Regions from separate parts of the Homo sapiens genome. Here region 2 is linked to region 1. Evidence: read pairs that join two places in POLR2A ChIA-PET (ENCODE). Cell type or tissue: GM12878. All regions are shown on one strand.

Evidence for each region. ChIA-PET counts read pairs that join two places held together with the same protein. Peaks named below come from ENCODE experiments on the same cell type or tissue, not always from the same donor. Only the 100,000 strongest peaks of a DNase experiment are listed, where the experiment ranks them.
Region 2: POLR2A ChIA-PET joins it to region 1 with 5 read pairs; 2 of 35 experiments call an interaction of 5 or more read pairs at or near these places.

Annotation. Positions count from the first base shown.
Region 1 is chr2:113,691,556-113,695,555 of GRCh38, reverse strand. All of the region lies in intron 1 of LINC02936 (long intergenic non-protein coding RNA 2936), which reads left to right. Among named protein-coding and RNA genes, the nearest start is that of LINC02936, 11 kb to the left of the region's middle. RefSeq lists enhancers at 146-195, 1,456-1,585, 2,026-2,115. In GM12878, no CTCF peak of the experiment used is centred here; DNase peaks (open chromatin) are centred at 1,795 and 2,685; H3K4me3 peaks cover 702 bases; H3K27ac peaks cover 2,301 bases.
Region 2 is chr2:113,949,388-113,953,387 of GRCh38, reverse strand. ACTR3 (actin related protein 3) reads right to left here. Exons shown (of 12, transcript NM_005721.5): 9 at 1,817-1,909; 10 at 1,543-1,668. Among named protein-coding and RNA genes, the nearest start is that of LINC01191, 28 kb to the left of the region's middle. In GM12878, no CTCF peak of the experiment used is centred here; no DNase peak of the experiment used is centred here.

The DNA.
Region 1 (4,000 bases):
GAGGGGGTTTCCCTGTGTTGGTCAGGCTGGTTTCAAACTCCTGACCTCAAATGATCCCCCCTCCTCAGCCTCCCAAAGTGCTGGGATTATAGGCATGAGCCACCAAGCCTGGCCTAAGTTTTAAAAAAAATTTAATTAAAAAATAATTGCATGTATTTATGGGATACAGTGTGATGCTTTGATACACATATGCACTGGGGAATGATACAACCAGGCTAATTAGCATATCCATCACCTCCGATAGTTACCATTTCTTTGTGGTGAGAACATTGAAAATCCTCTCCTTCAGGTCTTTTCAAATACACAATACATTAGTATTAACTATAGTCATCACGCGGTGCAATAGAGCACCAGAACTTAATCCTTCTAACTGATGATAACTTTGTACCCATTGACCAACCTCTCCCCTTTCCCTGCCCGCCCCTCCCTCCAGCCTCTGGTAACCATCATTCTACTCTCCACTTCTGTGAGTGTGACATTTTTAGAGTCCACACGTAAGTGAGGTCATGCAGAATTTTTGCTCTGTATATGCACATGTCTTATGTACAAGTAAAGAAGCTCTGCAAATTTTAAGACACCAAGGATGGGGCATTCCCACAGCGAGGCAGGCGCTGGGTGCAGGAGGTAAGTGAGGGAGTGTTGTTCCAGTCCAGATTTGATTCACTATTTCTGAAAACATGGAAATGCATTACCAAACAATTGGACAAATATACGTTAAAATTTAAAAAGAACCTTCTGCAGAAAAGAAAGGAGCAATGGGGATAAAACAGCCACACGGTCATGGGTGTTGCACGTATAATATTTTGTTCCAGTTGAAGCTCTGTGTTTTCTTAGCCAGTTTTCTCATGACTACTGATGTACTAAGTACAATCACACCGGAGCTGGCCGACGTTAGACTGTGGGCTGTGGCCACGGATGTCAAATAACAGCCCTGGCCTCGTCCACACAGTAAAGAGCAGACCTCACACGGGATGGTTTACCATCAAGGGGTCCAGACAGAAAGGCTGTTCTAGAACCCCTCTCACTTAAAGAGCACAAATCCGAATGAATACATTGTTTTATTGTTTTACCAGTAAGGTTCTTGACACTGATGACTTACCTTCCTATCCCCAGGAAACAGATGGTAAGTGTCCTTGAGGAGAATATCCCTTCACAGCAAATTCACATCTTTCCTTCAGCCTAGAGAGATCAGACAGAGATGAAGACCTCACCACTAAAGACCCACTCTCCTAGCTGTTTTGGAGAGGTCGCTCTTGTCTTTATAAACTTCTGAAGTTGTCTCTTGGCATATTTCCCTCCCCTCAAATCCTTATAAAAACAGGTGTGGCTAAAGCCTGTCTTTGCTGAAAGAACACTCTCTTCCTTAATAGAAAATTCTCTATTGAAAACTTATTTTCCCTGGCTGGGCTCAGTGGCTCACGCCTGTAATCTCATCACTTTGACAGGCCAAGGCGGGTGGATCACACAGTCAGGAGATCAAGACCAGCCTGGCCAACGTGGTGAAATCCTGTCTCTACTAAAAATACACAAATTAGCTGGGTGTGGTGGTGCATGCCTGTAATCCCAGCTACTTGGGAGGCTGAGGCAGGAGAATAGCTTGAACCAGGGAGTTGGAGGTTGCGGTGAGCCGAGATCGTGCCACTGCACTCCAGCCTGGCGACAAAGTGAGACTCCATCTCAAAAAAAAAAAAAAAAAAAGAAGAAAAGAAAGAAAGTCGTTTCCCTTTCTGGCTTCTGTGGTTAGCGGTGCAACAGTAGCAAAACTGGTCTCAGACATGTGAGTGGGAGGCAGGAAATCTGCAAAGTGACAATGGTCACCATGTGTACTCTTCACCCTTTCTGTGTGCTAGACCAGAGGCCCATGCTGGCATGCCATTCTGACATGCACTGTGAGGGAGCTGACATTCTCAGAACAAATGCCGCATGCGTGGAAGATGGAGGAGCCCCGTGCCAAATTCCTTCTGTTTTTATCCTCCTTCCAGTAGGAGCCCCAGATATCAACTCCACAAATTTGAAACTGTGCCAGACCAGAGTGTGTAGAGAAGTGTTTGGGGAACTGTGGGAGGGGGAGAAGATAATATTGGTATAATAAAATCAAATTCGGGGCTGGGCATAGTAGCTCACGCCTGTAATCCCAGCATTTTGGAAGGCCAAGGTGGGTGGATCACTTGAGGTCAGGGGTTCAAGACCAGCCTGACCAACATGGTGAAACCCTGTCTCTACAAAAAAATACAAAAATTAGCCAGGCGTAGTGGTGCCTACCTCTAGTCCCAGCTACTCTGGAGGCTAAGGTAGGAGAATGGCTTGAACCCAGGAGGTGGAGGTTGCAGTGAGCTGAGGTCATGCCACTGCACTCCAGCCTAGGTGACAGAGTGAAACCCTGTCTCAACAAACAAACACACACACAAAAAAAAAAGAAAAGAAAAAAGAAAAAATCAAACTTGAAAAAGAACTCCATTAAAAAGAAAAAAACTGATTTCATAACTATAATAAAAATACGCTATAAATATAGTAAAATGCCATGGAGTCTGTGTCTAACTCTGAAGAAAAAAAATTGTCATCTAAAAGACAGATTCTGGAACCAAACACCAGAAAAGTTCTCAAGAAATGAATGGCTTCTTTAGAAGACAAAGAATGAGTAAGTTCAGTTGTAACCAGAAGTGAAAGCAAAGTCATCTACAGCTATGCTTGGAGATGTTGGTCTTTTCATAGCATGGTCTTTTTGTGGCATGCAGCAGTGAGGGCAAAGAAACCACTAGGGAACTTTGAAGCCTTGGTTCGCTGCTGCTAGGGATTCCATTGTACAGATCTACTATGCACCAGTTAATGGATAGTTTACTTTATCTATGCACCAGTTAATGGATATTTGAATTATTTTCAGTTTTTACTTATTATGAATAATGTGGCTTCAAACACCCCCATGTACGCTTTTAGGTAGACATAAACCTTCAATTCTCTTCATAGATACTTAGGAGTGAAATTGATGGATCGTTTGTTAAGTACAGGTTTAACTTTTTAACACACTTTCAAACTATTTTCCAAATGACTATGTCATTTTAAAATCTTACCAACACATACTTGTCAATACTTGGTATTGTCAATCTCTTAATTATAGGCATTTTAGTGGGTATGAACTGAATGTACGTTATTCTGGTTTTAGTTGCATTTCCCTAATGATTAATTATTTGGAACATTTTTCATGTGTTAGCCATTTATATATCTTCTTAGGTGATATGTCTACTAAAATCCTTTACACATTTTTAATTAGCTTCTAACTATTGAGCTGTTCAAATTCTTTGCATTATCTGTATATAAATCCTTGATCAAATAAACCATTTGCAAATATTTTCTCCAAGTGTATAGTTTATCTGTTTACTTTCTTAATGCTGTCTTTTGAAGAAGAAAAGTTTTAAATTTTGTTGAAGTATAATTTATCAATATTTTCTTTTATGAATCATATTTTTGATGTCAAATCTAAAAATCTTTTTTTTACCTAATTCAAGGCCACAAAGATTTTTCTTCTATCTTTTAAAGAAGTTTTATAGTTTTAGTTCTTACATGGAAGCTTATGGTCCATTTAAATTAATTTTTGTGTATATCTGCTGGTGGGAATGTAAATTAGTACAACCTCTATAGAAAACAGTATGGAGATTTCTTTAAAAATTAAAAGTAGAGCTACCATTCGATCCAACAATCCCATTTCTGAGTATCTACCCAAAGGAAAAAAAATCATTATAAAAAAGACACCTGCATGCATATATTCATTGCAGCACAATTCACAACTGCAAAGATAAGGAACTAACCTAAGTGCTCATCAACCAATAAGTGGATAAGGAAAATAAGGTATATATATACCATAAATACGACTCAGCCATAAGCAAGAATAAAATAATGTTTTCTGCAGCAACTTTGATGGAGCCGGCGGCCATAATTCTAAGTGAAATAACTCAGGAATAGAAAGCCAAATATTGCATGTTCTCGCTTACCAGTGGGAGCTAAG
Region 2 (4,000 bases), 260 kb before region 1:
TTTGGATTAAGGATGTTGAACCAGTATATAATGCAAATACTCCAAAATCCAGAAAAACTCAAAACCTGCAACACTTCTGGTATGAAGCAATTCAAAAAAGGGACACCCAATCTGTTTCTTTCAATATGTCGATACGGTACTGATCACTGGGTAAATTTATTTCTTATTTACAAGTGTAAAAAGAGCTTAAAAATGTTAAACAATCTCACTTTTTTAAAATACTATACTCAGAAACATACAGCATTGTTTTGTACTTATATATCTGTAATGAGTTATTAAAAACTAAACAGCTACTTTAATACATCCATAACCATACCATTAGGACAATCAACTTCAATCTTTTAAGTATTCTAACAAAAAAACCAGAACATGCACTATGTTCATTCACATAATCAATGTGGTTAGTAGGATTCTCAGTACAGAGAATTTATACTTGCAAAACCCAATGACTTCTTTTTTAGGTAGGAGGTAGGGTAGATAGATATGTGGGTAAGGGGAGTAGACGGATGGGCAAATGAATGGATGAATGGGGGTGGGCTGGTGGTTTGGTTGGTTGGGAAGGGGATGCAAAAGCAAACACAACATTTTAAAAGTCTATTGAGTAGACTTCCTGAAGTGTGAAGTCATGACATTATAGGGACAGAGTTCAATATTTTGCCTTCCACCCAAAACATATACTTTTTACTGCATTCCTAGGGATAGGTTTACTCAAGATAATCAAAATATAGGCACTGACAACAGTCAGCCATCATGCAATTTCTCAACAATCAGCAAACCCTAGAGTGCTGTGCTTTACTTTTAAGTAATTCTGAATGATTATGGAAGTCTCAGATAAAGTCCTCATTCTTGGTAATCTTCCAAGCAGAAGGTATTTTATTCACATGAAATACCTTTTTTCAAACAGCTTTGAAAAAAGCCATATCATTCCTCTAAATCAACGTTCTGCTTCAATATTTAACAAGGATGAAAAAAATGAAGAATCTATCTCTAAATATAGAAAGTAGACATCTAAGAATTTTAAATTAATTTTGATTTTTTTTAACCTCAAGCCTAAAGGTCCAGGACATGTAATACAAAGGTTACTTTATTAAACCACCGATTTGACTGCACACTTTGAGGTTGCTATGTGGGAGCTAAAGTCAGTTTTTGAGAGCAGGCTTGACTACTCAACAATGGCATCAATCTCAACTCAGCTTTGCTGTCCTTCTATAGTATAAAACATTTTGTGGATCCATAATTAATTTGATTGTTGGTGTATGCAAAGAAATCTACTATATTAATTATCTATGAGAGAGGTATTTAAAAAAAAAGTCTTTCCACAGGTATTACTAAGAATTATTTTCCAGAAATACAGACAATATCCTAGAAGAATCAAATGATCCAGAATATCACAGACATAAATCTATAACATTAACCATTTCCATTAGAATACCTGACAGGTTCCTCTTATTTTTCTAAATCAGAGTGAATGCTGGCAAATATTTCTCATCCTAATCAAGGAAGGCACCCTCAACCTTCTCACCAATAATTGGGAAAACCAACCTTCAATCTACCACCACTCAATTCCTCACTTAATTTCAGCCGGGCATCTACAGTTCTTTTCAAATCTCTTTGCAAGCGACGTCCAAAGTCCCTGAACATGGTTGAACCTCCAGAGAGGACAATATTCTAGTGGAGAGAAAATAAATATAATATTTAAAAAGAGAAAAGTTTAAAGATATAATATATAGTACTGAAATGCTATTATATCCTTTTTATGAGAGGTGTTTAAGTTTTTTTAAAGTAAGACCTTGAATAACAATTTTGCTATAAATACCTTGTAGAGAGGACGTCTGACATCAATAGGACAATTCTGAATTACTTCATCTACAACTTCTGAGATAGGTTGTGTAAAGTCTGGATTAGCAAACTGAAAAATAAGTTGGATATATAATAGAGATCATATCACTACTGACAAATATCACAATAAAAGGTTAAACAAAGTTTTCAGTTCAAAAACAAAAGGCCTTTTAGAAACCACTAATACTGGTCTCTAACAGATTCAGATTGAAGACACTGAAATCAGAGAAAACTCAAAATTATGATGATATATACCATTTTATAACTATCAGAATAGCAAACATGTAAAGTCATACATATACTATGAGCTGGCAAAAATCTGGGTAAATGGAAACTTTCATATAACGCTGTGAGAGTATACACTGATGTAACCACTATGGAGAATAATTTGGCAATAGTAACATAGTGACATGGTCTGGCTCTGTGTCCCCACCCAAATCTCATCTTGAATTGTACTCCCATAATTTCCACGTGTTGTGGGAGGGACCTGGTGAGAGAGAATTGAATCATGAGGGTGGTTTCCCCCATACTGTTCTCATGGAGTGAATAAGTTGCACAAGGTCTGATGGTTTTATCAGGGATTTCTGCTTTTGCGTCTTCCTCATTCTCTCTTTGCCTGCTGCCATCATGTAAGACAGGACTTGCTCCTCCTTGCCTTCTGCCATGATTGTGAGGCTTCCCCAGCCACGTGGAACCATAAGTCCAATTAAACCTCTTTCTTTTATAAATTGCCCAGTCTCAGGTATGTCTTTATTAGCAGTATGAAAACGGACTAATACAAATAGCTAATAAAATTTTAAATGCACATACCAGTAACTCCACTTCTTACAACAAACTCTGAAGAAACTCCCCAAACATGTATGCTATTACATATGCATATTTACTATAGCCTTGTTTCTAAGAGGAAAAACCCGTTAAGTCCATCAATAGGGGATGAAATAAATAAATGTAGTCTAATCTCATTATTCATGATTCCATATTTGTGAATTTACCTAATCGCTAAAACATATTTGTTACTCCCCAAATCAAAATATGGTTATTCATGGACATGCACGTGTAGAGCAACAAAAATTTGAGTCCACTGATGTGCACATTCCCCATTGAGGTTGAACAAGATGATACTCTGCTATCTAGTTTCAGCTCTCATACTATAAACAAGTGTCCTTTTCACAGTTCTATTTAGTGGCACGGTTTTCATATTTTTGTTAGTGATTTCATTATTTAAAATGGCCCCCAAGCATACTGCTCAAGTGCTGGCTAGTAAACACAAGGAGGCTGTGATGTGTCTTACAGAGAAAAAGCAAGTTAGATAGCTTTGTTCAGACATGTGTTCTAGTGCTATTGAATATAAATGAATATACTAAAATGATATACTAAATGCAGTGCCTTTAAAAAGAAACACACATGAAACAAGGGTATATGTTAATGGGATAACAAAAATGTTACCAGAGGCTCAAAGAAACCTAATACTGTATTTCCCCTAGGAGCAATAGCTAGCTCAGTGTTCACTAATTCAGCGCTCTCAAGAACTTTTTGGCACATCTACTTTGAATAACAAACATCAGCTATATATTCAAACGATGATATACCATAGTCAAAATAAACTTACTATTTCCAAACAGCTGGCACTCAAGAAAAACATACTTTTTAAAAAACTAACTTAAACAAAAACAAAAAACAACTTGAAGCTGGGCATGGTGACTCACACCTATAATCCCAGTGCTTTGGGAGGCCAAGGCAGGACCATTGCTTGAGACCCAGAGTTTGACACCAGCCTGGGCAACATAGCGAGACCCTGTCTCTACAAAAAATTTAAAAACTAGCTAGGCATGGTGGCACACACCTGTAGTTCCAGCTACTTGAGAGGGCTGAGGAAAAAGGATTGCTTGACCCTAGGAATTCGAGGTTACACTGAGTTATGATCACACCACTGCACTCCAGCCTGGGTGACAGAGAGAGACTCTGTCTCTAAATAAATAATCAAAATCTAGCTCTAATTAGTGAAAAACAAACAAGTATTGTATATCTCCTCAGCCATTCATTTTTATCATTAGGTTGTCCTAGTTGAGAGACATTATTCCTTTATTTATTAAACTGAGTCTATAACTGTATTGATAATTATTAGGCATGTGTCAATTTTTTCTTTTTTTTTTTCTTTTTT